Linked DNA regions of Mus musculus: regions 1, 3, 4, 5, 6 and 7 are each linked to region 2. The links are chromatin loops, found by intact Hi-C in ENCODE. Cell type or tissue: heart. All regions are shown on one strand. Each heading gives the region's core, and the rest is flanking DNA. Links, peaks and the distances in the headings are about the cores only. Region 1 overlaps Fggy (FGGY carbohydrate kinase domain containing). Region 2 holds the start of Jun (jun proto-oncogene). Region 3 overlaps Junos (a long non-coding RNA gene). Region 4 has its middle 99 kb from the start of Gm12707. Region 5 overlaps Fggy (FGGY carbohydrate kinase domain containing). Region 6 overlaps Junos (a long non-coding RNA gene). Region 7 overlaps Junos (a long non-coding RNA gene).

Region 1 (4,000 bases), core at 1-4,000, 820 kb before region 2:
TTTAGCACACTATTATCACTGCCTGTTTCATGGTATTTCTTCTCTACGATGCTGGCAAAAACTTGAAACAAAACAAAACACCATTGCTGAGCCTGTCCACTCCAGGATTGACTCTGTGAAGAGAATAGGCCTAACACAGATGGCTGCCCATGAAGAAGTGTATACTGAATAAGAGAATGAGAGAAAGAAAGGAGACGGAGAAGTTGGCATTCAGACCAGAGACACAGACTTACAAACCATGTCTGGAGAAGAATGTGACCCAGGGTCCACCTGGGCTCTCAGGTGCTCAGCGTGCCTAAGTCTGCAGGACTTCATTATACCTCACGTTCATCTTACTCTCGATTCATAGGGTAGGGGCGAATGTGTATTGGAAGCAATGTCTTAGGCCAATTCTCTCAACTGCATGCTTTCCCCTACATCCCCTTTCTTGACTATATCACAGAACACTACCATTCTAAATCATGGTCAATGTCTGGGGCATAAGACTTCGTCAAAGGGCTGAAAGGGAAGAGAGTACACATCTCTCCCCGCACCAGCATGCCCCAGCCTCCATGGGTTTTGTTTGTTCTATAGACTCATCAATATACTGTCACCACAGAGCCTTTGTCTTCTCTGCCACTGAGGGTTCCTGCCAAGCATCCTTCATTAGGATGGTGACTCCCATTGCTCTTATCATCAGCTTTGCATATCCTCTCTCCCTAACCTGTCTTTGCTCTTTTCATTGCTTCATTTTCTCTTACTTCATTGCCTGCTTCTTGGGCAGTGGAATGTAAGCTCTGTGGCTGATGACATTCAGAGCACAGAAAGCTGGTGCCAGAAGGTAAAGGAGATACCGGAGTTTTGAGTAGAGCTGGGTAGAGAGACTAAGGACAGTGACACTGACTTCAAAACATTTAAAGACCTGATGATAGCCCTTCCTGCCCATAATTCATTACAATCCTATGACCGAGCATGTTGACATTGTTCTTTTGCAATGCATAAACACTTCATCAACATGTGTGGAACAACCATAATAGTAGTTCCTGACCCTTGCTATGGAACTTACATGGGTTGTTTCATGTAAAGCGATTAGAAGAGTGTCCAGCATGCAAACAGCATCAGAAGCAGCATCTGCCACACCGCTGTGTGCACAGATATGGTGGGTTTGTGTGTTCTGCTTCTGTGAATTATATATGGCGTGTATTGCACGTATTTTTGGTTTTTAAAACAAAGCTTGAAATTTCTACAATGAACGATGTGAAACATGTGCTCCCTATTTTAAATTCAAAGTAGGCAGTGTTGAACATTTTATAGGGATTGTTTTCAGTGTTTATGTAGTCAGAAACTTTTAATATGTTTGTAATAGGCATATACGACTTTTTAATCAAAGATTTAAAAGTTTTAAGACATGTAAGCGGGGAGGCGCAAGTTAAGAGCTCAAAATCTGGAACCGATGAAAATATGCTAATGGGGAGAATGATTGGCTAAAAGTCCCAAACACAACTTCTTAGGGGTAAATATGAGTCAAAAGAACTAGATGGAAGGAAGAGAGGACTGGAGATATGAGAAACAAGAAATCACAGCAGTTGCAACACCAGCAAATAGCCATTTCTCTGTAGGCTGCAGGGAATGCCTGTGGCAAAGGCTGGGACAGTGCACACACTGCTGCAATAAGAGGAACAGTTATACACAGCAGGGGTGTACAATGGTATTTCACTAATAACTTTGAAAGTTTGCTGGGGTGGTATGTGTGACCCCTCTCCTCCCCATCTGTCCTGTCCTTCGTTACTTCCCTTCTTTGTACCAAATGAGAAGCCTACTAGACGGAACTGCAATTTTGTCTTGTCCAGACTCAATTATTCCTTCAACTTCAAGAAACTAGATATTTTTTATTCCAAAGGAGGAATGGGATTGCTTTAGAAAGACAGCATTTAGCAGCCCTTGCAATGTTCATTAGTGCCACTGGGTGTCACTATTGCAAAACCAACAAAAAAACCAACCATTAAAAGGAAAAGTAACAACATTTAACTCAAGACACTACGAGAGTGATACCGGATCCAAAAGCAGACACTATATTGCAGAAGGTAGAAACAACTCATTTCTCTATGGCGATTATTAATTTCCGCCTTAATTCAATGGCTCACCCTAAGAAGAAATGACATTTCATTTCCCATTTGCAGATGTTGTTTTCTTTTCTTAAAACATTCCCATTTATTCACTAAGATGAAATCCACACAGAAAGTTTGCAGTACCAGTCGCTTTGTAATCACACTGTCTTCACCGGAGAAAGAAGCTTCCAGAATGAAAACACAAGAGAGTGAAGGAGGCCTGGCTGGGAGGAAAATAAATGCAGCTAACATTAGCTTGCTACTCACCTCAAAGCCATAATCTTATTAAATATATTTAAACATGGTTTTCATTTAGATTTGGCAGCTTGATTAATAGGGATGTATTAAATAATACCTGGCTGTTAAGGGTATATTTAGAAGTCACTGCCATGTAAAGCACACAACGTGCATAATCCAGCTTCATTATTACTTAAGGCTTCTCTGTTCTCTTGGCTGTGGGCACACACATATTAAACATTTAGCATGCACACTCAATGCGTGTTCAGCCCTTTTAAAAAGGCTTTCTGTTTAAACAGAAACATGCAATGGAAAATGAACTCAACTCTAAGAGAAAGGTAACGGATGCTTCCCTTTGCGGACCACTGTCCTGTTATCCAAAGAAAGGAGAGGGGAAGGTCCGGAGCAGTAGCTCAAGTAGCCAGCCTTAAAAAGATGCTCGGCTCCACAGAACCAAGGAAGGGTTCTGTATCCGAAATTTTTTCTTTATCAAAGCTGAGGTCAGTGAATGGCACCTGAACCACGAGGTAGTAAAGGAAGTAGAGGGGATGTGTTAGTGGTCAACAGAGGTGGGGGGGGGGGATGGATCGGTACTGTCCTGGGAATAATACTAGCCAGTAAACAAGGATAGGGACTGTAAGGAGGGATTGCTCTTAATGGCCAGGGAGACAGACAGAGAGAGAGAGAGAGAGAGAGAGAGAGAGAGAGAGAGAGAGAGAGAGAGAGAGAGAGAGAGAAAGACACCTCTAGTCAAAGTGGTTTATCTGCTTGTTTGTTTGTTGATAGTCTCCCTCCTGCACATTTTCTTTTTTGAGACAAGAACTCATTTTGTAGCCCAGGCTAGCCTCAAACTCCATCTGTATCCAAGGCTGACCTTGATTCATGCTGATCCTTCAGGCAAGGCCTCCTGCATGTTACCACACCTAGCGCTGCTGAGTGTTTTTATAGGGGGAAAAAAAAAGGGCTATCTCTGGCCTGCAGAACCCGCTTGGTCAGTTGGCATATTCTGCTGCCCTCTGTGAGTTTGCTTAGTAAGTCTTATATTGGAAGAAGACATTTGAGTGATCTGAATGTCACACATGGTCATATTCTGCTGCTTCAGAACAACCCAGGCAAACATGTAATCATGCCACCGCACTGTTTAGGAGACCATGTTTAAACCAGATAGGTACAGAAAACTGTCAACAATTCAAAACAATTTTTTTTTAAAAAGGACAAGTTTTAAAGTGAAGGTCTTAGTTTATCCTGTCCCTCAAAGAACTGCCTCAGACGCTCACCTGGGCATTTTGGAGTTGGGCTAGAAACAAGGCTACCCAAGGCAACACCTCACCTTTCAGACCTGTAACCTCAAACTTCCCCAAGGCTGAACGGAGGCTCGGAGCAGCAGCTAAAGAGAAATTGGGGTCCCGGTGGAAAGCACAGCATGAAATTCTATTCGTTGTCTGTGTTAGTCATATATGAGACTAGAAGGGGAGTCTGAATTCTCAGGTCCCAGGTCCCACTGCTGCTGAGTTTTACCACCAGGCCATTTGTCTCTGCCACTAGAAAGAAGTGGCTCTAATGAGAAGCTCAGTAACATCTTCATTTGTGACAGTCATAATGGGGGCACACAGAAGATCAGAAGGAGGAAGGAATTCCAACACATACTACAACATAGATGGATCTGGAACACATTG
Region 2 (4,551 bases), core at 231-4,230:
CTGGGGAGAGGTCCTGAAAATACTCAAGTTCTATCATTTACTGGGATCTCTGTTCCTTCCCTCGCCAAGCAAACCTCTGTCTCCGCCCTATTATACATGTTGAATGGGGTGCAGGGTAGCTCTACCTCAGAGGAAGGCACACATTTGGACCTGATGTGGTCTCTATTCACTACCTCTCAAAGCCTGGATGTAAACTTTATGCTGTAACTGAAGGGTGTTTTCAGCTGATTCCTCTTTAGAAGGAAAGAATGCAGGAAGGACCCCTTTCAGACCCTCACTCTCAGGCATGGCCAAGTGACTGGCTTTTGACAGTGGCATGAGAAACGATGGGTGCCACTTCTAGGTCAATACTCTAAGAGCCAGTGTTTTGCTAAGTTCCCCCTTTAGTCAAAGCCGACAGGGCTCCCTGCATAGCCACAGTGGGCAAGTAATTGGAGGAAGCAAGAAACAAACATTCATCAGCCTTTGGGATGTTGGGTTCTTCTTTAGGGTGGCATACCCCAGCCCTTCCCAACTGAGCTTCCAGCACGATATGGCTAAAAAGAGCAGAAGCTGGGTTGTGGAGAAAAAAAAAAAAAACAAAAAACAAAAAAAAAAAAAAAAACCTTCTCCCAGGCAAAGAGGAAGTTTATGATCCAAGCAGCAGCATTAACAAGAGCAGGGATCTGTTTCGCCTTGGATGAAACTGCTATTTCTTTACCTAAGTAGGAAATCAGCCTCTTAAGCCACAGGAGGCAGAAGATGCACAGAACCCTTGGGCAAAAGATACATAATTACACGAGGGCCTAGATCTGGGAGTTTCTAAATACAGGAACAACAAAACAAAGTCTATGCCATCAGCACCAATTTCCGAGCAAATAACTAAGACTTTAAGGGAAAGTTTGCCAGAGTAGAAAAAAATACAAAGGGATGTAACACAGACCTGAGATCACTTTCCAGCTGTCTGTATACCCTGAGCAAGACGCATGGACTTTCTGGGATAGTTTCCTCCCATGTAAAGTCTAGGTAAAAATGTATGCTTCTTAAGATAACTGTGAGAAGAAAACAGCATACTTAAACTGCTTGGAGTAACTGGCAGATAGGTGGTGTTTAGTGGACGAAACTTATTTTATTACTGTTATCATAAATCATGTTAAGTATGAGCTCCTTGGCAAAAAAAAAAAAAAAAAAAAAAAAAAAAAAAATAGGGCTGCGGACAGAGGAACTCGGTTTCCATTTGGGGGAAGTAAATGGCTCTAGACTTCACAGAAACCCTGCTCTACCCTGCCCCCACCAAGGTCAGCGCTTGACTGGTAGCAGCCAGTTACCCTCTGCAGCCGGCAGTGAAAAAGAGCTGGCGGGTTTCCCACCGATACCAGCTGCTATTGGGTTCTGAATACTCAAAAGGCAAAATATCTTAAGGCTTCAGGGTACAAACCCTGAGCTGAGTTCTGAGGCAGCAAAGTCCAAATTAGAACCTTTCTAGGTCCAACTTCAAACTTCAAGTCCTAGGCTGAAGGGAGGCTTAAGGGAAGAGTTGGCTCCCGGTCCTTTTTCTATCTTGCTTACGGGCTCCTGCCAAATCTCAACCCAGGATCCTCCAAATCACCCCACCCCCACCCCACCGACGGCCCAGGGTAACTCCGAAGCTGGTAGGGAAGGGGGCTATTCTCAGAGTCAAAACTAATGCCTGGCAGCCCGGTGTAGTGGACCTCATTCGCTCTACTTCTAGATGAGACCAATAAAGCTCAGAGAAGTTCTGAGATTTGCCCTTATGCCCTGGGAGAACCAAGCTTGCCACCTCTTTAGTCCTGAGGGGTGGAGGGTGGAGGGCTGATAGCAGAACCTTAGAAAAGAAATAACTTACATGTGTCTAGCGCTTCCTAGAGGCCGCACAGGATATGACTCCACCAGTGAGCGGGGAGGGGAGTTTTCAGCCTGTTTCTACCAGGGACTCCTGCTTAAGCACCGTGACTTGGGGCGAGTCCGCAGCTCTCAAGGCTTGTTTTCCCAGAAGCAAATCAGGGAGGGAGGAAGGGCGGGCGCAGACTGAGTGTGCGCGGGACCGTGTGTATGTGCTAGCGCAGGCGATCGCCGAGGTTTCCTGAGTTTCGAACCTTTATATGTTGCTTTCGACACCCCATGGGCGCTGGGCTAGCATCTTTCACACCTAGAGGAGGGGTCCCTCGGAGGCAAAGCGAACACCCCTCCCCCGGCACGTCCAGAGAATAAAGTGTTGTGCCGGGGACCCTGATGAGTCGGTTCCGAACACCGCAAATCTCTGGTTTCCAGGTACAGCACACTGCGGCGCAGATCCTTCTCCGAAACTAAACTTCCAAGCATACTCATCTTGGAGGGCTACTCTCAAACCCGCTCAACTTCAACGCACTTACGTGCTCCCACACCCAGGGCGCACACAACCCTTTTAACCCGCATCGCTCTGTCCCCCGGAAGTGCGGGGGTGCGGAGCCAGCTTCAGTCACTCAGATCATTCAGCCCTTTCTCGGGCGTGCGTGCGTGTGTGTGTGTGTGTGTGTGCCCGCGCGCGGGCGCGCGCCTGTGTGCAACCTTCACTCCCACCCAAGCTCTCCGCCCCCGGCCACTAGCGCGCCTCCCCTGCTTTCTGGATCCCCGCGTCTCGGTCCCAGTCCCCAGCCCTGAACTTGAGCCCGCCTCCGACAGACTCCGCAAGGGTCCTGCCGACCGGCAGCCTCCGTCACTAGACAGCCAAACCAAGACGTCAGCCCACAATGCACCGGGCGGGCCGGGAAAGACGCGCCGGGGAGGGAACCCGGGAACACAAGCCGAAGCTGAGCGCGGGAGGGGGGGGGGGGAGGAGGAGAAAGAAGGGCCCAACTGTAGGAGCGCAGCGGAGCATTACCTCATCCCGTGAGCCTTCGCGGGCCCAGAGAAGAATCTTCTAGGGTGAGGTCTCCATGGCGACGGGTGGGCCCGCCCCCCTGAGAACGACGCAAGCCAATGGGAAAGCCTCGGGGTGACATCATGGGCTATTTTTAGGGATTGACTGGTAGCAGATAAGTGTTGAGCTCAGGCTGGATAAGGACTCAGAGTTGCACTGAGTGTGGCAGAGACAGCCTGGCAGGAGAGCGCTCAGGCAGACAGACAGACAGACGGACGGACTTGGCCAACCCGGTCGGCCGCGGACTCCGGACTGTTCATCCGTTTGTCTTCATTTTCTCACCAACTGCTTGGATCCAGCGCCCGCGGCTCCTGCACCGGTATTTTGGGGAGCATTTGGAGAGTCCCTTCTCCCGCCTTCCACGGAGAAGAAGCTCACAAGTCCGGGCGCTGCTGACAGCATCGAGAGCGGCTCCCGACCGCGCGAGGAAATAGGCGAGCGGCTACCGGCCAGCAACTTTCCTGACCCAGAGGACCGGTAACAAGTGGCCGGGAGCGAACTTTTGCAAATCTCTTCTGCGCCTTAAGGCTGCCACCGAGACTGTAAAGAAAAGGGAGAAGAGGAACCTATACTCATACCAGTTCGCACAGGCGGCTGAAGTTGGGCGAGCGCTAGCCGCGGCTGCCTAGCGTCCCCCTCCCCCTCACAGCGGAGGAGGGGACAGTTGTCGGAGGCCGGGCGGCAGAGCCCGATCGCGGGCTTCCACCGAGAATTCCGTGACGACTGGTCAGCACCGCCGGAGAGCCGCTGTTGCTGGGACTGGTCTGCGGGCTCCAAGGAACCGCTGCTCCCCGAGAGCGCTCCGTGAGTGACCGCGACTTTTCAAAGCTCGGCATCGCGCGGGAGCCTACCAACGTGAGTGCTAGCGGAGTCTTAACCCTGCGCTCCCTGGAGCGAACTGGGGAGGAGGGCTCAGGGGGAAGCACTGCCGTCTGGAGCGCACGCTCCTAAACAAACTTTGTTACAGAAGCGGGGACGCGCGGGTATCCCCCCGCTTCCCGGCGCGCTGTTGCGGCCCCGAAACTTCTGCGCACAGCCCAGGCTAACCCCGCGTGAAGTGACGGACCGTTCTATGACTGCAAAGATGGAAACGACCTTCTACGACGATGCCCTCAACGCCTCGTTCCTCCAGTCCGAGAGCGGTGCCTACGGCTACAGTAACCCTAAGATCCTAAAACAGAGCATGACCTTGAACCTGGCCGACCCGGTGGGCAGTCTGAAGCCGCACCTCCGCGCCAAGAACTCGGACCTTCTCACGTCGCCCGACGTCGGGCTGCTCAAGCTGGCGTCGCCGGAGCTGGAGCGCCTGATCATCCAGTCCAGCAATGGGCACATCACCACTACACCGACCCCCACCCAGTTCTTGTGCCCCAAGAACGTGACCGACGAGCAGGAGGGCTTCGCCGAGGGCTTCGTGCGCGCCCTGGCTGAACTGCATAGCCAGAACACGCTTCCCAGTGTCACCTCCGCGGCACAGCCGGTCAGCGGGGCGGGCATGGTGGCTCCCGCGGTGGCCTCAGTAGCAGGCGCTGGCGGCGGTGGTGGCTACAGCGCCAGCCTGCACAGTGAGCCTCCGGTCTACGCCAACCTCAGCAACTTCAACCCGGGTGCGCTGAGCAGCGGCGGTGGGGCGCCCTCCTATGGCGCGGCCG
Region 3 (4,551 bases), core at 314-4,313, 110 kb before region 2:
GAACTAAACCTGGGAGGGGGTGGTCCTAAGACTGTAGACAGCACCGGTCAGCTGTGGAGGCCTACTGAGAGGAGGCACAGTACAAACAGAGACATGGTGGTGACAACAAGTCTGTACAGCCTGGGCTGCAGGCAGCAGAAGAGGGGTGGAGGTGGTGGGGGTGGATCAGAAAGTCTCCTGGAGCAGACAGTGGCCTTCTTCTGGCATCCAGACTTGACTAGGTTTTCTCCAGGTTGAAGAGCTTGGCGAAAGGGAGGATGGGAGGCTATGCGGGGAGGATGGGAGGCTATGCAAAGGAAAGGAGGTACCTTTGCTGAGGCAAACAGGTGTGACCCTGCTGGGGTGGGGTGTGGTCACTGGAGGAGAGAGAGCTAGGTGTGTGACACTTAGGCTAACGAGGCAGGAAGATCACGAGTTCAAGTCTGGGAGTTGGGGAGATGACTCAGCAGATTAGAGCTCTTGCTGATCTCCCAGAGGACCTATGCTCTCCTCCCAGCAACCAGCATAGGGCAGCACCTAACAGCCTCTAATTCCAGTTCCTGTCTTTTGAACTCCTTGGGCAAACACACACACACACAAGCACGCACGCACGAAGTGGGGGAGGAGCAGGAGGGGGAGAAAGAGGAAACGAAATATTTGGTTTTTTTGTTTTTTTTTTTTAAGGAGTTCAAGGCTATCCCCAGCTACTTGGTGAGTTAGAGACTATTCTAGGCTATATAAGGACAAGTCTCAAAGAAAGAGAGAAAAATTAGATACTGACCCAGAGTCTGAGATGAGCCAGTGACTTCTGGAAGCTTCAGAGTCCTCACCTGTACAGTGGACATAATGCCGGCTTTCCAAGTTTCTTTATGAAATGAGACACATGCACGACTATATCCTGACTCAGTGCTACTCTTTATATTCACCTCATAAAACTCCCTCCCTCAATAAAATTTTTTAAATGAGCATATTTTTACTTATGCTCCCAGAAGCACTAAGAATCTATCTCATGATTAGTCATACGCCATAACAATACAATTAATAATAATGTTAATTACTGCTGATTGAAGGCACTAAGTGCTTAATATGTATAATCTATAGCTAATCTAACCCTCGGAGCGTATCTAAAGATAAGTATCATTACTCCCATTTTATGGGTGAGGATAATGAGACAGAGAAGTTAGGAAATGTACACAGGTCACCCGCTGGGTAGGGATAGGTCTGGCCTTTGAGAAGAAAAAAAAAAGTGCATCTACAAAAAGGTCAGAGTAGAGTGAGGAATGCCCTGAGTTTGGAGTTCATGTTGGTCTTGGCGATCTCCCTCTGTTTCTTTCTCAGAAAGAAAGCAAACATTTTAAGTGTCCACGGAGAGAGGGGCAGCCTTACAGATGAGGAAGAAGGGTCCGAGCTCAGGCTCCCCCAGCCGCCCAGGACCGTGGCTGTCCTGCGCAGGTCCCTGCGCTGCCCCTTCCCACCGTGGGTGGCTCCCAGCGGCAGGGAATCACATTATCTGTTGGGAAGGCGTCCAACACCCTCCTCCCGCCAGCCAGTGTTTGCTCAAGGCCTAGCTCTTCAGAAACTGAAACCAGCAGCCCGAGCTGCCAGCCTGAGGACGCCCGCGGGCTCTGCCCAGGCTTTACCTTCTATGGGGAGGCCCGCGGAGGGCGGAGCGAGCCGGCGCCGCTGACGTGGCCGCCCTGCCCTCGCCCCGGGCGCCCGCCTCCTCCGCGCCGGGTGTGGGAGCGCGGGGCTGGGAGAGCGAGGTGCGCGGGCGTGGGAGCGCAGGAGCAGCCGGCGTCTGGTGCGGGAGGCTGGGGTGGCGAAGCGCGGGCGGGGCAGGCGGTGGCGGCCGGAGAGCCCGGGGCGAGCAGTGGAGGGCAGGAGAGTAGGGCGTGAGTCTTAGAGCTAGGAGAGGAGAAAGAAAATAATGTCTGGTCATTATGTTTGGCGACAGGGACCGAACCTAGTACCCAAGAAGCGCTCAGGACATGTTGACAGTGGTACTGTCCTTGCCCATCCGATAGGGGGACAGTGTGCCCTATGAGTTTATGAACTTTCTTCCTTCACAGTGTTTAGGCACAGACTGAAGGAGATCAGGCGATCCGAGAGGGTGTAAAGGATGAGAATGGATAGGGACTCAAACTTGCTGTCTCCCAACACTGATGTGATGACCTCAGAAAGCTTGAGCGGGACAGTAGCTGAATTAGAATCCAGAAGGCAAACTTAGAAAAGCACTTTGTAAACCACTGACTTAAGACAAAGGTCTCTTTCACCTTCAGAGTTCCTTCAGCTACGTCCTCTTACTAGCAAAGCAAATAAACCCACAATTTGCTTCCTAAATAATTAATCAAAACCCAGAAGTCACTCAACACATTTTCAGTAAATATTCACTGGAAATGTCTAAGTACCAGTTGTGGCCAAGTGCTATGCTGGGCACTCAGGGGGTGGCAAAGGAGACGAACAAAGGCTATGTCCTCATGCATTACCCAAACTGTTGGACACAGAAATCGAACAACTCAGATACTGACATCCAACTAACCAAAGATACAGGTGTGTCTACAGTAGACAGATAATGTTTTCAGTCAAAAGTAAATAAAGGTGTCTTTCTCTTCTGTGGCCTCATAAGTAGAGAGAGAATCTTGCCTCTGTACATGAGCTAGAGAGAGAGGGGGGAGAGAGAGAAAGAGATAGAGAGAGTATTAATTCTGTTATGGATCTAGCAAGTCCAAGTTCCTGAGATTAGCAGCATAAGGCTGCGTGGAGAAAGCCTACAGGAAGAGCCCATGGCTTGCTTCCTGTTTATGTGTCCCTCCTCACAAGAAACTCCTAACAGATGGCCCCCACTCAGTTCTCAGTGAGTGAGTGTCTAAGAGGATGACCTTTGAAACCAGGTTTCAAGAGTTGACTTCAAGGCCTGTCTTAGCAGACCTCTAACCACGGGCCAAGTACTTAACCTCTGTGTGCCTATGCTCCTATTCTGTGAAGTGTTATGGATAATACCTAGTCCACAGAATTCTAGGCATTAGAGACGGTGCTTTAAGCAGGTGGCAGGGATTCGGTGTGTGCGCAGCAGTGCTTTGGTGCTCTCTGCCTAGAGAAACCTTCCTCCCCCTTTCTCTTCTGGGAGAGTGTGTATTTATAGTCCAATGTCACCTCCTTTCTGGAACCTCCCTTGCTTTATTGGCAAGGTAATTGGATGCTTTGTCTTCTATGTTCCCATCTCTTTCATAGTACCTTAGAGGACCCTTCATGCTCCAATTAGGTTGTCTAATGTGGTGTGTTTTCCTTCTTTATTCGACTACAAGTTCTTAAAGAGTGGGGACTATCTACAATTTGCCCCATCTCTAAGAAACCAGGCAGTCCCCAGAGCAGGGTGAGCTCTTGACACTCTCTTGAGTGAGTGGGTGGATGGGTGAGTGGGTGGGTGGATGGGTGAGGGGGTGGGTGGATGGGTGAGGGGGTGGGTGGATGGGTGAGGGGGTGGGTGGATGGGTGAGGGGGTGGGTGGATGGGTGAGTGGGTGGGTGAATGGGTGAGTGGGTGGGTGGAGGGTGAATGAGTGGGTGGATGGGTGAGGGGGTGGGTGGATGGGTGAGGGGGTGAGTGGGTGGGTAAGAGGGTGGGTGGATGGGTGAGGGGGTGGGTGGATGGGTGAGGGGGTGAGTGGGTGGGTAAGAGGGTGGGTGGATGGGTGAGTGGGTAGGTGGATTGGTGCTGATGGATGGATGATAGGTGAAGTAATCCTCCCAGGACTGTGAAATTCGAGTCCAGAGTCTGTGTTTAGTTTATGTGGAGAATATCGCATTTTTGAGTTTCTGTTTTGCCATCTGGATCTTGGAATAAAAGCACTGTATTTGGGGGTCAGAAGTTTAGGGCAGATGTATACATACATGACAGCACACAGATGTATACATACATGTATACATACATGACAGCACACAGGAAAGACTGCAGAGGAGTCAGTGTTTGTACTCTAGCCCCAGCTCTACCCCTTGTTAACAGGATGGTCTTTGACCAATCTTGACCTTGTTATAATGGGGAAGGCAGAACACACTCATGACCTGTTGAGAAAATCAAGAGATATTCTTTGTAAAAAGCCTGGGGTGCAGAACATATATATATTCAGAAATTAAACTTGCCTCCCTTCCACACCTACCCCCTTTGTCTGTTCTCCAGACACATAGGCCTGGACGCTCAGTACCCAAGACAGCTGTTCAGATGCCATATTTTGCTCAGAGTGACTAATGCCCCTTAAGCCAAGGTTGGAAAGCTGACTCCCGAACCAAGTTTAAACTTGAGTGCTGAGTTAGAAGCAGGGAATGCGGCTGACTGGTTGATTTAATTAATAAGGACACTTTTGAAAGAGAGCCCTTTTAAAACCAACAAACATTCCAAGGAAATTGAAAGCAAGAGCTAATCCATGATTTCATGTGTAGGTTTCTCGTGTGACTGAGAGAGTCCTTATGTAAAAATATGAATAATAAATCGTCCAAAGCCCACGTGAGCATTTTTTTCAAACTCTTAAGAGCAGTGGTTAGAATTGGCTTTGGAATCAATTAGCCAGTTAATTGG
Region 4 (4,551 bases), core at 311-4,310, 330 kb before region 2:
TCTTAATTTAGAGCAGCATGCTTGTACGTAACACAGATTCAACTTCTGTTTAAAAACTAGATTTGCTATAGCAAACGATTTACACATACCTTGGACTCAATTCTTGTTTATATAAAATAGAACATACTAATAACTTATATCTAACGATTAAAGTTTATACATTCCTAAGGTCTACTCAAGGTAGCAGAAACTAACATGAAGGTATATGTATAGCATCTTTGTATTGCTTTTCTATGTTAAATTTTAGCTATTTAGATAAATTGCATCACACTAAAACTATCAAATATGCTGTAATGGTATGCTATAAAAGGATTGGGAAAATAAAGTACTCGATCTCTCTGTGAACTGTATTTATAGTTTAAAGTTTTCTTTTGATGCTAAAGGATCTTCAGTTGAATCTTCAAATTTTAATAGGAATAAAACTGTAAAATCCTAATCTTATAAAAACAAGTAACTTATTGTAAACTGGTAAAGATAACTAAGGCATTTAAGTTAATGGTCAGTCAACTTATAAATGATCAAATTCCTCAATGTGCTCAGAACTATGCTTTGCAGTCATGCTAAATACAAATATAAAATTCATCTATTGGGATAAACTTTAACCTTCTGTATATGTTGTCAATGTTAAGCCTAAAGCAAGTAACTAAAACAAAGTAAAGTTTGCTTAAAGTCAGCTATACTTAATAAATTAGATGATGGCTCTCAAACTACTCAGAGATCTGATGAATATGACATTGAAGGTATTTAATAAACAGACTTCCCCTAATAGAAATAGTAGCTTCTGGTAGCAGCAGCTAAGTCTACCTCCAAAAGAAGACAGGCAGCAACAGACTCCACCTGGAGTTTGCTTTGAGTGTAGTAACATTGAGTACTAAGTAAAAGACTATATCGTGCCTCGCCTGCCTACTGTCTGGCCCTTCCCAAACTATAGACACTACTGGGCAGACTGCTCCTCTGCCTCCTCAAGGTAGGGCAATCCCAAAAGTTTTTTCTCCACAGAAAAAAATCTCTCAGAGCTTCTGGGTCTGGTGCCTGAAAGCTGACGCTGCTCTGTGTGGCATTTAAAAACTTAGTACTGTCCTTTGAGGTGGCAGATGACTGACAAACAAAGCCATCAAGATCACCATGGAGGATCCCAGGCTGTCTGTCCAGATAGGGAGTAAGTCTGCCGTTAAAAAAAAATATCAATCCTTTGTGAATTTCATATCATACGCTACAGTCCTATTCACCTCCCTGTCCCTTCCTATCCTCTCTCCACCCTTGGAACATCCCCCTTCAAAAGAAAAACAAAAACAACAAACAACAGAAAACAAACAAACATCATGGAGGCTTTAATGTGTCACAGTGTGTGCCATTGTACACCCTTTGCAAATATTCATCACAGTGAGTCACTGGTCTGGATCGAAGCCTCCATTATCAATACCGGATCGTCACTGGGACTCCTCTCTGATATCCTCTTGCTGCCCTGTGTCATGGAGATTCTTTAGCTTTATATCTATGGGACAGCTCCTTCTTTTGTTCCATAAGTTCATAGCTGAAGTAGCTGCTGAGGTGGGCCAACTCAAAGCCCTGGATCTGGGACTGGGTGAAAGCTGAGTTGGTTAACCCCCCAGCTCTCCCATACCTACACCACCAGAGCAAGCTCTCCAACACTGGCTAGCTCACCCAATGCCACAGCTAGCAATGGGCAGGGTTGGCTTTCCTGCTCTCATGCCCTTGGGCCGGCTCCACTGAGCTACCCAATGAGGTGTCTCTGTTGTTCTTAATTAATACAGCGGCCACTTGGTTTGTACTTTTTGCTCAAATGTATTTATTTTTCTCAGATCTTTGTGATGGTAATGGTGGCAAGCCCTAGCTTCATCAGTTTGGCAACAACAGCTGACTTACCTGGCTCCTCCCACCAAGGCTGCATCTAGCTGGCCAACCCATTTCCTAAATGCTTTGCTTCCCTTAGAGCTACAAGGTCTCCTGCTGAGAAAAGCAAACTCAGAGGCAAGTTTATCTTACTGACAGGCTTCACACTGCAAAAGATAAACTCTCAAAACAGGTTCCATGAAAGACAGAAATCAAGCTACCATGCTGCTGTTATTGACTAAAAATTTACTTTTTACTGTTTCTTTTTAAAGATAGAACTTGCTTTTCCAGGGACTGCTTTTAGTATTCAAGCATCTGTGCCTCACAGAAAATGACTGAACGCTTCCAGATTTGTGGGGGAGGGGAATGTTGAAAGTCTAGGTAAGTCATGAAGGCCTGAGGAAAGGGATCTAAGGTTAAGTTAAAAGAAAAAATGAGACTTAAAGGTGATACATGATGTTAAGGCTTCAAAATGCAAAGTTTAACATTACTCACTGGGGTTCTGTTAGGTTATTAATCTACTCTAAGCAATTGTTATGATGGTCACTCGCCCCAAAAATTTAAATTTCCTTTGGTTGTTTTCTAAATATAGACTTAAAAGTACCTCTTGTGCTAAAAACATCTCTGTCCAGTCTATATATAGCCTCAAGCTCTTCTTCCTCTTTGTTCTCTTTCCTGCTGAGAAATTTCTGTCATGTTACAAAAAAAAAAAAGAAATGTTTATGCTACTATTCTGTTGATAGCGTTTCAGCCTTGTTTTGCTATGGCTCCGATCCAGACGTCTGCTGTCACTGTTTACAGACACGTATTAACTTCTTTCTCCACAATGACGATTGCAGTGCAGATCACAGACCTTTGTCCCCAGTCTGTATCTGTCCCAGCAGATTTCCAGTCAGCTGACACCATCCAGGAACCCAAAGGCAGCCCCGATGACTGCTCTGAAATGGCCTACACTTTGCCAGCCCCAAGTTATCCTGCCGAAGAAGCCCTCTACCTGGTGAGCCTGTCCAGTCCAGTGAAAGAGAACTTGCTTGCAAAGTACAGCTTCCAAGGGCCGACTCCAAGGCTATCCTCCGGTGTTCCTTGGGCCCTTAGCACCTACAATTCCTGCTCCCTAATTTCGACTCATATTCTAGCCTTCCTAGACTTTCCTACCTCTGACCATGGCCCTGCCCAGCGGAGAAGCAGTTATAGAAGGGAGGGACCTGTTGCACTTTATCATCAACAAAAGGCTGGAATGTTAGGTCTCAGGCAATCCAAGTATGCAGAAATGAGCTCAGTGGCCTATAGAAGGATTTGTGAAGGGTAGATAAAAGCCAGCATTCCTGGGGATCTTGCAAAACTGATTTTGATCTGCCAAAATAAATCATTTTCCTTAGCTCTTGCAGATGGGACATATGGCTACCTGTGGTGCCAATCAGCATATCAAAGTGCATGCTGGCCATCAGGCTTCCTCAGTATCACAAGTACATGTCTCACCTTTCCTAGTCTATGCTAGCATCCTGCCCTTCCCTCCCTCCCCTCCAGCTACTTCTCCTCCACTCTCTCCATCTCTATTCCTACACTTGCTACTCTCTATCCCCCAACTATCTCTCTCCCTATTTCTTGCTATCCTCTTGCTCTCTCAATATGCTTTGTTCTCTAACTCTTGCTTTCATCTCCTGTATACTTTCTTGCTTCCCTATCTCTGGTCATGTCCAGTCTCTTTCTCTCTGCTCTGGACTCTCCCAAATGCCTCTAGATATTTTCCATTAAAAACCTTTTCCCTAATGTAACAGTCATGTAGGCCGTCTCTTTACTGTACAGTCATGTAAGCCGTCTCTTTACTGTACTCCCTTGCGTACACTTATCACATGTAAGCATGTGAAATGTATGTTTTTCTTAGTCTGGCTGGAAGGGTGAAGTTAGTTACAACTTCAGCCTACACCTGTTGGAAGGACTGGATGGGTCCATGCACACAAACCATTTAGTGCTAGCGCCCAGCTCAGGAATACCATCAGCTTGTCAAATGAAGGGAAGGATAATCAGTGAGCAATGACGCTTTAGATGCTGCAAATGAGCTTCAAACTTTAGTATCTATGGGATTGGTCAGGAGCTTATCAAAACGAAGACCTTGCTTTTCAGAGATGTGGCTCATTACATCTAGGATGGAAGTGGCCCAAATTTATTTTTCATAGTTTACTGATCACTACAGTCTGTAAATTTTGTCGCATTGCTGTCTTCCTGAACCTATATATTGGTCCCTGGCCAATTATAGATTTTCAAGAAGAGGGGACTGGACCTATAGTCTCACTGTTTCCAGTACAAAGAAGTCAGAACTGGGGATTCTGAAATGTGTCTGGAGCCTCCCTACAGAAAATCTCAACATCAGGGGACTGGAGAGATCTCTCAGTGGTTAAGCACACTGACTAGTCTTCCAAAAATTGTGAGTTTAATTCCCAGCAACCACATGGTGGCTCACAACCATCCATAGTGGAATCTGATGCCCTTTTCTGGTGTGTATGAAGACAGTGACGGCATACTTACATAAAACTAAATAGGTCTAAAGAACAAAGCAACCCTCAACATTATAGCCACCATTGTCTTGTGCAGAATGTCCCACAGCTGCAACCTTGTTGTCTTCCTCAACAGCATCAACATGTAAGTGATGTATTACATAAAAGTGGCCTTATCTGCTCTCATCCTCACAACACCTCC
Region 5 (4,000 bases), core at 1-4,000, 580 kb before region 2:
AATGCTTCTACAGAGATGCTCTGACTACAATGTGATTCTCATCAAACCTTCCCTACCAACAACTGACTGTACCACATGAGTCTACACAGTGAAATACCCTGATTTTTTTCTTTTTTTTTTATTAGATATTTTCTTTATTTACATTTTAAATGCTATTCCCTTTCCTAGTTTCCTCTCTGAAAGTCCCCTATACCCCACCACCACCTGCTCCCCAACCCACCCACTCCCACTTCCTCGCCCTGGCATTCCCCTGTACTGGGGCATATAATTTTCACAAGACCAAGGGCCTCTCCTCCTATTGATGGCCGACTAGGCCATCCTCTGCTACATATGCAGCTAGAGACAGGAGCTCTGGGGGTACTGGTTAGTTCATGTTGTTGTTCCTCCTATAGGTTGCCGACCCCTTCAGCTCCTTGGGAAGTACCCTGATGTTTAAGCTCTGCATTTGTTTCACTGAAGGCCACCTCTACCACTGCTGGACAATCCTTTAAACCTTTGCAAAGAATTTCAACAAAGGGTGAGGCTTTGAGACAATTCACTACAAGACATCAAAGAAAGTAAATAGGAGTGCAGTGTAAAAGGAACGAGAAATCCCACATTTTCTTCTCTGTAAAAAAGATGGGACACAGTAAGAGGCATGGCTGTGAAGCCATGCATGCATTCCTAGGTGGGCCCCAGCCTCTGTTCCGTAGCAGCTGTGTGAGCCAGAACATGTTCCTTGGCACACTATCAGGACCACATAGGACAAATGCACAATATCCCAGAATGTAGTTCCTTTCCCACAGGACGAGCCCTTCACTGGCTTTCTCTTCTGTCCTGCCCCTCAGCCCATCCAGTCTAGTGTAGACAGGTTTCACTCTATATCTCTAGTATGTCCTGGAATGACTCCTATCACTGTACATTATTACCTGCTACTTCACCAGACATTCCCTAGATACCCAGACAGAAAAGCACACCACTATCTTTAAAAAGCAACTCCCATTAATGAATAGAACCCTACTCATGTGGCCTTTTGCTCATCACTGGCTGGGATGCTCCTCAGAAGCTGGGGCTATGCCTTGTTCTGCTGCAGACAGTCAGAGGAGAGAGGTCTAGCTCACAGAAGACGGTTCGAACTGAAATATCAGAAGTCCATCTCTTTTCCAAAACAACACAAAGGCAAGCTTTCCCCTAAGGGATCTCTTTTCCTTTCTGTAAAACAGTACACAGACCCCACCCCCCCCCCCCGCCCCTAGCCCCTAGCCCTCCACTGAATTACAGTTAAAATAGCTTTTGTGAAGGACAGACACGGGACACAGTGGCCATTTCTCTTCATGTGTGTGCACCCAGGCAATGAAGCCATTGTAATGGGAACAATGTGTGTTTCATTGCACTTCAACAGAACACATGACACTGTGTTTTGAGCCTGGGTGGGGATAGGGGCCAAAGTAAAGAAACCAACCCTAAAGTTTTATTGCATGAAATTCTGATAAAGAAGCACTTCGAAGCCTCTTTCCCATCATCAAAAAACCCACACTGGGCAAGATCAGAGCTTAACAGCCAAAAAAAAAAAAAAAAAAAAAAAAAAAAAAAAAAAAACCACATTCAATCCCTGAGATCATTTTCCTGAAATAGAAAACTACATATGTTTCTCAAATTTCACATCAAGCCACTGCAGAGGCCAGACTGCAGGGCTAAATTGGCCCAATAAGAGAAAAAGAAAGGAGAAGGGAGAAGGGAAAAAGAGAAGGAAAGAAACCTATTCTCCCACATGGCCACGTCTCCTCAGCACAATGTAGACTTACAAGCACCCAGCCACAGAGCTCTCAGTGAGAGTTGCTTATCCTGCAGCTTTTCCTTTGTCAAATTAAGAGACACTGCCTTGGATTAAAAAGACGCCTTAAATTCAAAAATGACTTCATGGTTGGCTCAGAGCTCCGAGTCTCCAGGGCTGGCCGCCAGGAGCACATCTAGTTCAGAGCCTCCCTCCCCTCCCTACTGGAATCAACCTGACTTCCAGAGAGACTGCAGGGCAAACCCTCAAGCAGAAGGGGTTTCCATACTAATTAAAGTCCAAGCACCTCTTTGAAACTATCTCCAGCTCAGCTTATAGAAAACTGAGGTTTCCTAAGAAGCAAGGATGGGGGTTAGGGATGAGGTAAGGGTACAAACAGGTAAAGTGGCATTGGGAAGATATTACGTTTTAAACAGCAGGCTACACTCTAGATAAGAACCAGAAAGAAATCTAGGAGGATGGATGAGCTAAAGACCTTTACAGAACCCGGGGAGAAGGCCTGACTTCTGAAAGGAGTAAGAGCCAGGCAATATTCAAAGCTGAGAGTTTTCACTAATGGATGCACTGCTTGGCACATTCTAACATACAGGTTGACATTTTTTTATTCATTAACAAAAATGAAAGCCATCTTCTAAATGACTTTAGAACAAAGGAATCCCTGATAGCAGTTTCTTAATAACATTTAAATATTTTTTCAAAGGCCCTTGAGAGAGAAGGAAAAGAAACACAGCAAAAAGGAGGTATATAAATTTTTAAAAAGAAACTATACAGAAGGGGAAGAGAAAGAAGAGAAGGAAGGGTCAGAATTTCCATGTAAAGTTGAGTTCCAGAGGTCTAATTCTACAATTAAACCTTAACTACCCATTTCTAAGGGAAAGAGCCTAAGAAAAAAATCCAAAGGGGTGAATGGTGGAAGTCCTTTCACTAGATTATTACATCTGCACAAGGGTCAGGACCCATGGTATGGGGCAAGTCCTTCAAGCTCCCCTCCACCTCCCTTCTGCATCCTGTAACCCATCTTGAACACAACCACACTGTTGGAGCCTTGCTATATCATAGATTCCAGTACAAGATGCTAACACCTATAATGAGACAGGATGAATCTGAAAGCAACCAGAATAAAATAATAAAGACAAAATAATCAGAAGATCCAATTATCATCCAAGAAACAGTCCACTGGCAGAGGGGTCCACCCTGGATACAAACTAACTGAAGAGTTTACAAAGAAATCCATTCTATGGAGACCTGGTTTCAAGAAAAGGTACCCCTAATCAAGTTACAGCCCAAAGGTCATACTGACCATGCAACCTTGTCCCTTGGTTTCAACCTCAGGGTAAAATACTTCTGATTTCAGTATCATGTTCATAGTTCCAAGACTGTCAACAGAGAGTATACCATCATATCCATTTGCAAGCGAGGAACCAAATTCTGAGACTATTTCACTTTGCCAAATTAAAATAACAAATGGAAATACATTTAAGAGATGATCTGAGGCTTCAGAAAAAAGACAAAAGGTTAAGTAGAGGAAAAGCCATATGGCTTCTCAGTTAGAATTTCTGCCATGCTCTATCCACAGGATTTATGTCTAGATGTATAGAGCAGAGAACCTGGCAAAGAACCTTCTAGAACCTGAGCATTATAGACTAGTGGATCTCAACAATGGGTGCACCTCACTGGCACTGAAGTCACATGGCAACTACATCTGAAGGCAAACTTTTGCACTTAGATTTGCTCAACTTCCAAACACTGAAAGAAGCCCTCTAACCTCCCTGCCTCCATGTACCCACAGAGATAGGTGCTAGTGTCTACACAGGACAGCAGTAGAACTGAAGTTCCAAAGAACTGGGGCTTTCTTAGGCATGGATGAAAAGGCATTCTAACCCTCACAGCCACTCCTACCGCTGGCTGGCACAATACAGTCTGGTTTCTTATTCTTTAAGCCTCTTTTTTCCCATTAATTTATTTATTTATTCACTTTACATCTCAATCACAGCCCTACCTCTCCTCCTAATCCCCTCTTCACAGTGCTCCACCCCATTATCCCCCCCATTCTCTTTCACTTCTGAGAAGGGGCTGGTCTCCCCTGGGTACCAACCCTCCCTGGCACCTCAAGTCACTGCAGGACTAGGTACATCCTTCCACCGAAGCCAAGCAAGACAGCCCAGTTAGGGGAGCAGGATCCACAAGCAGGCAACAGAGTTGGAACGGCCCCTTTTCCAGTAGTTG
Region 6 (4,551 bases), core at 299-4,298, 100 kb before region 2:
TTTGGCCAGGACTTGGGACAATAACCAGTAGATAAGTAAATATTTGTCTCCTCTTTAAAATCAATTTGACTATAATTATGAATTTTTCTTTTGGGAAAAAATTAAATACATTCTTGAAGTAGCAAAAAATAAATAAATAAAATAGATTTGACTTAAGAAGTCAACTCGACTTGAGAGTGATCGTTTCTGACCTCAAAGGAGACTTCTCTGCCCTTTCTTAGCAAAGAGAATTGTGTAACCTGGAGGGTGTACAGACCCAGAGTCTAGGATTCATTCAACCATTCATTTCTTATCTGACCCTGGCAAAGCCACTACCCTTCTCTGGGTTGTAGTTCATGGGAGCTACCATTCTTTGAATACACATGAGCTGACACACTACATTTTCTATAGACTTCATAGACTATGATGGTCAATGCTATTCTAAGTAGAGGAAGGTAAACTAATCTATCCAAGGTGCTGTTAGGGTCAAAGATTGAGCTCTAAAAGCCCTAACAAGCAAGGCTTAGTCACCAGTCCTCTGTAGGACCAGTAAAGAGACAAGACACAGAAAAAGCCAAAAGCAGAGAGATGTATTTAATGTGGCCACATTGGAAAGAGGCCCAGTTACAGTACCTTGGGCCAACCCTACTAATCCACCTCCTCCGACATGAGGCCTAGGGACGAGAGAGCAAGGGGCATGCAGAACTAAGGAGGTCACCCATTACCGACCCATCCTTGTTTCTGCCCCTCTCTTTTTGAATGTGGTCAGAAAAGTCAGGACTGTATGGTGGCTCTTCTGAGAAGACAAGCTCCTCCTCCATTGGCACAGAGCCTCAGTCTTCCCCTTACAACGTGAGGTCCATAGGCAAACTCTTGTTCTTGGGTGCACTGTCTCAATGGTCCAACGGACCAAGAAGGGAGGGACTCTGCTCCCTGTAGAGTATCTCCTGTCAGAACAGTTACAAGGTCATCTATAAAACTGCCAGGATAGGGGCGAAGCATAACAGAAAGTGTGTCTGTTGTGAACATGAGGCAGGGTTCTCAAGAAGTGAACTTAGTATTTCCTGGTTACTGTATGAGAAAAGAAGCCTCTGTGACCCACTTATTACAGGGCAATAGGGCACGCGTCACTGGCAAAGACACACACCTTCACGTGTTACATACCCTTATGTAGACCCACAATACACTTCTACATCTAAAAAGCTCTGGGTAGTCTTACCTTAAAGGAATATAACTTTATTTCCAAAAAAAGAATTAAATTTATCATCAAACATTTTTTTTCTTGGTAACATTTTAAAAATATATCCCAAGAAACAGGTATTCCTCAAAACACCAGACTCTTGAACTGAGGGCCTAAAGAGTTTATTCATCCAGCTATGAGAATCCCACTCATAAAACCTGTTTCTTGTACCTCTAGTGATGAGAGGCTTATCACCTGCTGACAGAGCCTGCCCTAATGCTGAACTAGTGTGCAGTACTTGGAACCCCGCCACCCAAAAGAGAGACGTTGCAAGCCACATGTGTGCTTCAAGATTTTCTTAGGAGACACAGGAAAAAAAGAAATGCTAATTAACCCAATGGATCTGAAACCATCCTTTCAACCCTGTAGCCCATTAAAAATATTAGTAAGGCATTTCACTGGCTTCTTTAAAAATAGCCTTTGAAATCTGGTGGTCAGAAGTTTAATGTGGCTAGTGTTTACTGCACCAGACTGCACAGGACTGAAGATCTGTCTGCAGGTAAAACTGAGCACCTCCTGCCTACATCTCCCTTCCATGATCCTTGGGTACAAAGGCATGGTCTACAACTACCACCAACGTGAAGATGGGTCTTCCTGTTCAATGGGTCCAACATGCTGCCAAGTGTCTCCTCCTTTCCCCGACTACAGAACTCAGTCCTGGGATAGTTCTCACTGTCTCCCTAAGAAAGAGCATTTCACATATAAATATACTCTGTAGACCAGGGACCTCTCTTGCCCATTGTGGCGCAGCACAAATGGTGGTCTTCATCACCCTTTTCTCTTACACTGAACCGACAGCATCGAATTGGTTAACAGTGTTTTTAGGGCATCTCCTTTTTGCTCCCTGGGACCAGTTTCCCCATCTGTCAAATAACAGGTTTGAATCTTCCAAGGCTCGGCCCTTTAGCCTGCTCCCGTGCACACCGCCAGTCTGCCTCCCTGCTAGTTTCCCCCATTAAAACGAAATCTCCGGTTATTATCTCTACTCGAAGCATAATAAGCACATTTTGCGTGCTTAGCACGTGCCGGGCCCCGTGTAAAGAGCTGTGAAAAGGGCACTTCATTTGGCCTTCTCCGTAGCCAAGTAAAGTAAGCACTGTGATTATCCTCTTCTATAATTGTGGAAACTGAGGCATCGGGTGGTTGACTCATAGGTCAGAGGCCTAATGAGGGCACGAGCTGAGCTGAGGACTACTGCCCAGGGGTCCTTTCCAGGCCCCCTTTGCTCCAGCTGTGAATCACGTTCCATCCTTGAACCCGAGGTAAACTCGGGTCTCCCGTGACAGTTCAGGAAAACCAGGTTTCCCTCCATATCCTTGTTTGTAAAACCGGAGATTATCCTCCTTCTGTTTTCCAGAGGAAGGAAGCACCGCTGGGCCTGCCTTGCTGAGGAAATCCTACCCTTTGCAAAGGGACTTTCTTCCCATCCCCTTGACCTTTCAGGAAAGGGGGGAGGCCCCGGGAAGGCTCTGGAAGAGGACCGCAGAGCTGAGTTCGCCCTGTCTAGGGCAGGAGTATTTTTAGAGTTGGCTCTACACTGTTTACAAGGAAGCTGGTCCCCTGAGCCTGCCTGCTCCCTCCAGGGAACACTGGCTGCCAGCCCCACCCACCCGCTTTACTTTGCCCCTGGCCCTCCCTTCCTCCCTCCCAGCTCTTATCCTAAGTCTCCATCAGCTCCTGGGCTCTATTTGCAATCGGGTATGCTACAGGACTGCCCCAGGCAAAGAAACCTGAAATTTTTCCTGCAGAGGATCAACTGTGTTGGGGCACTGGGAAACAAGCTGCTTACAGCTACAATGGCCTGGGGGGCCTTCTGGGAGCCCTTTCCAGCAGCCAAGCCAAGGGCCTGCTGAGCTGTCTGCTGTCTGCTGTCTGCTGTTCCAAGAAAGGGAGACAGACCCTCAGAACTTGCCAATGTGAGGGGGCAAAGGACTGCAGGCCCTAGTCGGCAGGCCCAGCGGCTGGCTCTGCCTACAACTCTTACCTGGTGTGATACTGCTCTCCTGTAGATCTTCTCCAGGCTGGTGACTGTAAAGTATTAATAGGACAGTCTCTAGCATGTGCCAGGCATGCAACACCCAGGATCGCGGCAATCATTTCTCTAATTCTGATGCTTCTCCCAGTGTCTACCTGAAGGAGACTTTTAGCAAAGGATACTTTCTTTATTCTTTTAGCTCAGAGATCATTCACTTCTAAGTCGGTGGATAAACTCTGAATCCCCAAGCCAGGCATGCCCAGGAGCTTGCTAGCCAGCCAACCCAACTGAAATGTTAAGCTTTAGATTCAGTGGGAGACCCAGTCTCTCAAACTTCAAAAGGAATGTGATAGAGGAAGGCAAGACACCTGATGCACTTCTCTGGCCTATGTGTGCACATGTGTGCACACATTAAAATAATAATAATAATAATAATAATAATAATAATAATAATAATAATAATAATAATAAATTGTCCTTTGGCCATGTACATTCATAAAACATTAGTCAGGCCATTTATTCCTTCCCCTCCAGCTCTGACCCATCCTCCTGCCGTCCTGAAGTCTTGCAGAAGATATTCAAATGTGCTTGTCTGGGTCAGTCTCTAACTTCTAGAGCAGGCCCTTTATGTGTCTGGCTTCTGAGAGCATCACCCAGACCAGTCCTCATAGACTTGGCCCAAGTGAACCAGACTTCCCAGAGTCTAGCCCTAAGCTGGCAGTGCTGAGTGGGAAGCTAAACCTAGGTGACCTAGGCAGACTGGTGCCACCTGATCCCTCTTCAGATGTGTGTATACAAATGGCAAGGTCTCAGAGATCCTCTGGGGAAGTGGCCTTTCTCCTCCTGGTTGCAGACTGGACTTCTTCAGCAGCTGAGAGCTTCTAGGTGTTTAGTTGGGACAGTTTCTTTCCCACAGGCATTTCCTCTTCCTCCTCCTCTTCCTGGCCACCTACTCTTCCTCCTCCTGTTTCCCACTTCCTCCAACTCCTTGTTTCTTCCTCTCCTCCACTTCCTCCTTTACCTTGTCTTCCCCACAGCTGTGCCGCTAGCCAGATCAGCCCCCACGTTTATCCTAAGGGAGGATTCAGTACAGAAGACAGGGGTAGAGCTCTTCCCGTGAGGTCACACCTCAGTTCCTCTCCTTTCCATGGATATATGCTGGACTCCAGGCCCTGGGCCAGCAACTCAGAGACCTGGCTACTTCTTAGCCCTGGGAAGTCAAGTATGAGAAAATATTTCACTTTTGTCTACCTTTATGGTCTCAAAGAGTTGCATCCACACTGTCCCATGTTGAAGCTGCTTTGAGAGTATGAGTTGAGTTAAAGGGATGTCACACCCCCCTGGTCCCCTGCCTACC
Region 7 (4,551 bases), core at 346-4,345, 56 kb before region 2:
CTGGTGCAGACCGGAAGGTACTTGTGCCCCTGGTCAAGCCGGTTTTCTGCTTCCCTAATGTTGACTCAGGTCCTGCACGATTGGATTAAAACAGAAGTTGTGCTCTGCTCATCAGTGATCCTAAGATCGCATGAAGAGTCCTCTAGGGACTGTGGGGGTGTCTGCCGACTTGGCACCCAAGGTGGCCCGGTGCTGGCACTGCTATATCTTACCTTTTAAACGTGACTTCTGAGGATTGAGCTCAGGTCCTCACACTTGCTGGATAATTGTTAACTGACTGAGCTGTCTCCGCAGGACTTCTGTTGTTTGTTTGTTTGTTTTCTGTTTCTCTGAAGAGGTTTTGGGAGTTGGCTATAAACCTTTCTCCTGTTGTTCCATCCTTGCACACAGCATTCCACTTTCCAGTCCCAACTAACAGATTGGGTGTCACTGAATCTTGACAGCCTACATTTGAGATTTCAGGGGAAAGAAGTGTGCCAGAACAAACCAAGCTCTATACTGGAAGTGCTTCACCTCTAGGGCCACTCCATGAGAGCCTAAATGGGGTGCGGGGGAGGGAATGGGGCAGAAACTGACTCTGATCCTAGGTAGCCAGGGAGCCTAGGTCAGGCTGAGAAAATGAGGCCCCATCAAGGCAGTGATGGAAGTCTTGCTTAGAATCCTGGCTACACGAGACTCTGGTGTCTTGTTAATTGGCCATACCACCCTGAAACCCCCTGACCTCTTCTGATTCCAGTGTCTTCTGCCATGCCCTGGGGGGGGGGGGCAGTAACACTCTGCCTCTCAAAGCCTATGTGACAAGTCAAAAAGCTCTCTGTATCATGGTTTAGCATCCAGGGTTGGTCTTGTTGGGCCATGGTTGCTGTATAATAACCAGTGTGGTACCCTGCCCCTCGCACAGCTTTCTAAGGACGGGAAGAAGCCTTCCTGTAAGCACCTGGTTCCAATGTTATCATGCTGAGGCCCTGGGGCCCGCATTGTGCTCAGATGCTAAGGTATTACAATGAAACTATACAATTTTCTTCAACTTCATGTGCCCCTTATTCTATTATTAAGTTTTGAAAAAGAAGATTGCTACAAGTGAGGCAGAGAGGAGAAAGATGGAGGTGAGGAAACCAGTGTGGGACAGGATCAGTCAGTCTAGCTGAAACCAACTGCATCAGAAGAATCTTCTCAAAGGATTGAAAAACAAACTGAACCAGCCAATAGTGGTAACATGACCAGGCAGACAGAGAGGGATTGAGGCCCCACATGCCCTAGGGGGAAAACATATATATATATATATATATAATGTGTATATATGTATATGTACATATATACATATGTATATGTATTATATATCTATATATATGTGTGTATATATGTATATATGTGTATATATATATATATATATATATATATATATATATATATGTAACAAATATTTTTGAGCACCATCTACATGGCAGATGCCATGCTCAGTGAGGCTGGCTGCAGACGTTGGCACTCTGTGTCTGAATGGAGCTGAAGGGATCTCAGGTTTCCTAGGTCCTCTCTTGTCATTAGTCTGAAATCAACAATTTAAGGGGAGTGCTTCCTCCTTCGCCATGACAGGCTGTCTCACCTGTAAAATGCAAGTAAAACTCACCACCAGGGCTTATAATGTCTCACCTATCACTTACATACTTATTTAGAGAAGACGATGTGTATTGGTGAGGTAGGAACTTAAAAGGAACCCATGGGCGCTTGTGAAGAACTGTCTAGTTGAACTTTCCACACCAAGATCCCCGGCATTGTGAGGTGCACAACCACGGAAGCTTCCACATCTCCCCATCCAGGCAGCTCAACCCAAATCCTACAACCAGCTCAGTCCATCCTCCGTGGAGAACACGGGAGTCACTTGTGGGACTCGGCCCACACAGCTTTCCCTACCCTTTCTTCCAGACACATGCAGTTCTCTGCTTCAGAAAAGTCCATAATCTACGCCTCCTCCTTTCCAGAATGCCTAATCCCATTGAATGCAGACGAGCCCTTTGACCACTCCAGTGGCCAGACGTCTGAGGCTGTTTTCAGGGTACAGCTTGGCTGAAGGTAGAATAAGATGATGGGTGGGGCCTGGGTGGAAAGAGCCTATGGAGGAAGGGAGGGCTGGAAGAGGGACAGACAATTGTTTCTGGCTGGAATTTTCCAGACAGAGCCACAGTCAGAGAACAAACGCGCTTTCTGAATTCTCACTGTAATTGTTTCTGACCTTTACTAAGATGAGCCAAAGGACTCCCCTGTGCCCTTCCACCCCCCAGCCCCTCTTTACAAAACTGTTTTCCTGGCTTTTCAAAAATGAAGTTTGGCAAGGCCTGATGGCCAGACTGTGGGCTGTGGAAAAACAATGCTTCTCCTTATGGTTCCGAGTGGAGCCTTTGCAATTAATCCATTGATTTCAGTAGAAAACCCTATTGTATCAGGGCCCACCAGGAGAAAGCTGCATCCTGCCGCAATGGCCCTGCACAGAATGCTCATTGAAGTCAGCCCCAAATTGATGGCAGGATGTGGCCCCCATCGCCTCCGAATTAAAAAGAGTCCAGAACATAATGACAGTAGGGCAGTGAAAGCCGAGGGAAGTGGGCTGCAGGAGGGGCCGGGGAGCTGCCCCCGAGATCTGAAACAGGATCCATTTGTGTCAGGTTCTCTGCATCAGCTTCTCCAGCCCTTGGCTCGGAGTATCCTCCGCAGACTCAGACCCTTCCTTAGCTACTTTGCTTTTTTTGGCCTTATTTATTATTATTATTATTATTATTATTATTATTATTGCTACTACTGTGCTACTGTTAAAACTTCCAATAATAACACATAATGCAATGCACACAACACCATCTGAGAAACAACCCTACCTACTTAACCCTCTCTTCTCTTGAAGTTTTTCCTCAGCTTCGGGAAGCTAAGATGGGCAGGGTGGGGGCACTGTTCAGTTCTTCCTGGAGCTGTGCATGTACTTAGCTGGCAGTGAAAATGGTTGAGCTTAGAGGAAAGACAATCCTAGTCTTGTATGTGGGAAACTTGACTCTTGCAGCATCTATGATGCCCTTAAAAGAGGAGTGGTGACTTCGACTTCACAAGAATACCAATTAGATGTTACCCCCCATACCATGCTCTCTATCTGCCTCTTCATGGAGGACAAAGGTGATTCCTTTGCAAAGCAGGCATTCTACAAATATTACTTTCCCTCCTTGCCACATTTGAAAGCACTGAGACTAAAAAACATGCATGTCTGCTTTTATCATTGGGTTAAAAGTCCACAGGAAACTGTGGGGTTGTCTAGCGACCACTTGTTCACCCCAGTCAAATGTTACAAAGTGACAGTCAACGAAAATAAACTAGTAGCTGAGAGGGGAAAAAAAGACTCTTCCTCTAAACTCTAAAAGAGAATGACATCCAGAAAATCAAATGTTTCTCAAAGAATCAACAATATTTTTGATGATGGAAGGATGAATAATCAAACATATGGATTACATTTCCGTATACTGTGTAGCACCTAAGATCCCAGAGGGAAGGGAGGGTGCTAGTAAAAATGTTTTTCATGTTTTATTAAAACCTCAAGTTTCTGAGAACTAATTTTATGACTAACACACAGACATACATCCTCTCACATGCTGGGAGGGGGGAGGGAAAGGGAGGGGGAGGAGAAGAGAGGAAAAGGAAGAGGAGAGAGGGGGAGGCAGAGAGGGGGGAGAAGGGGGAGAGGAGGGGAGGAGAGAGAGGGAGAGGGACAGGGAGAGGGACAGGGACAGGGACAGGGACAGGGAGAGGGAGAGGGACAGGGAGAGGGACAGGGAGAGACTGTTCGAGACTGTTCAACTGTCAAAGAATATACTTTAAAAAGTGTTTCCTCCTCAAAGCTTCTTCCTTGCGCCAGTCAGCCCCAATTCCTCAGTGCTCACCTCAGTCATTAGAAATTTGCGAGGCACAGTGAACTTGGCTCTCAAGCTCTGCTCACTTTCCTAGTGTGGAACCCTAAACTCTGTATTCTCTTTCAACAGGTGAAACGGTCCGTGTCGCACAGAGAATCTGAGTGCCCAATGGAGCAAAACATGCGAAAGCACCTTTCGACTGCTCAGTGCAGCTCCTTTAACTTCCTGGAATTGCCCTGCAGCTCACATAGCCATTCTTACTCTTCTGACACCATCCTGTGTGTCCCTAGGCAGACAACTCTGTGCCCGGTGTTTATTAGAAGGTGGGATGGTGTGGATACTGACAGTACCTGTGTCACACAGTGGAAATCACAATGAAATCAATGAAGAACTGTAAAGTACTTAGGAGCAACCTTGCCAAAATTTAAAAGAAATGAGGAATAGAGGAAGGGAGGGGAGGGGGAGAAACAGCCTATCATCGGGGAACTAGGAGGATGCTGGGATCGATGTTCAGTCCTTGATGTGGACTCTCCAATTTTCCCAGAGACATTTTCGAAAATGCAAACAATCCCAAAAGGCATGAATAACATTCAGTTCAGGGTGCACTTGCGGCACTGTATACGTACGAGTACTGTATACAGGATCACACACTGAGGAGTTACTGCTC

Evidence for each region. Hi-C counts contacts between places; a loop is a spot of excess contacts. Peaks named below come from ENCODE experiments on the same cell type or tissue, not always from the same donor. Only the 100,000 strongest peaks of a DNase experiment are listed, where the experiment ranks them.
Region 1: it touches region 2 in a loop (5-fold over the local background); 24 of 42 quality-filtered maps call a loop at or near these places.
Region 3: a loop joins it to region 2, with 8 times the contacts of the local background. A loop is called at or near these places in 25 of 42 quality-filtered maps.
Region 4: it touches region 2 in a loop (2.8-fold over the local background); 7 of 42 quality-filtered maps call a loop at or near these places.
Region 5: a loop joins it to region 2, with 2.7 times the contacts of the local background. A loop is called at or near these places in 7 of 42 quality-filtered maps.
Region 6: a loop joins it to region 2, with 6 times the contacts of the local background. A loop is called at or near these places in 25 of 42 quality-filtered maps.
Region 7: it touches region 2 in a loop (2.6-fold over the local background); 6 of 42 quality-filtered maps call a loop at or near these places.

The regions. Positions count from the first base shown.
Region 1 is chr4:95,869,359-95,873,358 of GRCm38, reverse strand. All of the region lies in intron 14 of Fggy (FGGY carbohydrate kinase domain containing), which reads right to left. Among named protein-coding and RNA genes, the nearest start is that of Hook1, 96 kb to the left of the region's middle. In heart, for the core only: a CTCF peak has its summit at 1,935; no DNase peak of the experiment used is centred there.
Region 2 is chr4:95,050,692-95,055,242 of GRCm38, reverse strand. It overlaps Jun (jun proto-oncogene), which reads left to right and starts at 3,021. Exons shown (of 1, transcript NM_010591.2): 1 at 3,021-4,551. The coding sequence starts at 3,972. It overlaps Junos (a long non-coding RNA gene), which reads right to left and starts at 2,926. Exons shown (of 5, transcript XR_867920.3): 1 at 2,861-2,926. In heart, for the core only: CTCF peaks have their summits at 1,873 and 3,429; DNase peaks (open chromatin) are centred at 1,302, 1,902 and 2,952; H3K4me3 peaks cover 3,055 bases; H3K27ac peaks cover 3,455 bases.
Region 3 is chr4:95,158,524-95,163,074 of GRCm38, reverse strand. It overlaps Junos (a long non-coding RNA gene), which reads right to left. Exons shown (of 5, transcript XR_867920.3): 4 at 1,620-1,884. Among named protein-coding and RNA genes, the nearest start is that of Gm12708, 33 kb to the left of the region's middle. In heart, for the core only: CTCF peaks have their summits at 1,443 and 2,010; DNase peaks (open chromatin) are centred at 374 and 1,634; H3K4me3 peaks cover 1,409 bases; H3K27ac peaks cover 3,435 bases.
Region 4 is chr4:95,383,879-95,388,429 of GRCm38, reverse strand. No RefSeq gene overlaps it. Among named protein-coding and RNA genes, the nearest start is that of Gm12707, 99 kb to the left of the region's middle. In heart, for the core only: no CTCF peak of the experiment used is centred there; a DNase peak (open chromatin) is centred at 2,759; H3K27ac peaks cover 1,496 bases.
Region 5 is chr4:95,634,957-95,638,956 of GRCm38, reverse strand. The region is part of intron 5 of Fggy (FGGY carbohydrate kinase domain containing); the gene reads right to left. Among named protein-coding and RNA genes, the nearest start is that of Fggy, 79 kb to the right of the region's middle. In heart, for the core only: a CTCF peak has its summit at 1,928; a DNase peak (open chromatin) is centred at 1,916; H3K27ac peaks cover 406 bases.
Region 6 is chr4:95,152,288-95,156,838 of GRCm38, reverse strand. It overlaps Junos (a long non-coding RNA gene), which reads right to left. Exons shown (of 5, transcript XR_867920.3): 3 at 3,204-3,247. Among named protein-coding and RNA genes, the nearest start is that of Gm12708, 39 kb to the left of the region's middle. In heart, for the core only: no CTCF peak of the experiment used is centred there; DNase peaks (open chromatin) are centred at 2,258, 2,728 and 3,908; H3K4me3 peaks cover 632 bases; H3K27ac peaks cover 3,488 bases.
Region 7 is chr4:95,106,537-95,111,087 of GRCm38, reverse strand. The region is part of intron 1 of Junos (a long non-coding RNA gene); the gene reads right to left. Among named protein-coding and RNA genes, the nearest start is that of Junos, 56 kb to the right of the region's middle. In heart, for the core only: no CTCF peak of the experiment used is centred there; a DNase peak (open chromatin) is centred at 2,077; H3K27ac peaks cover 590 bases.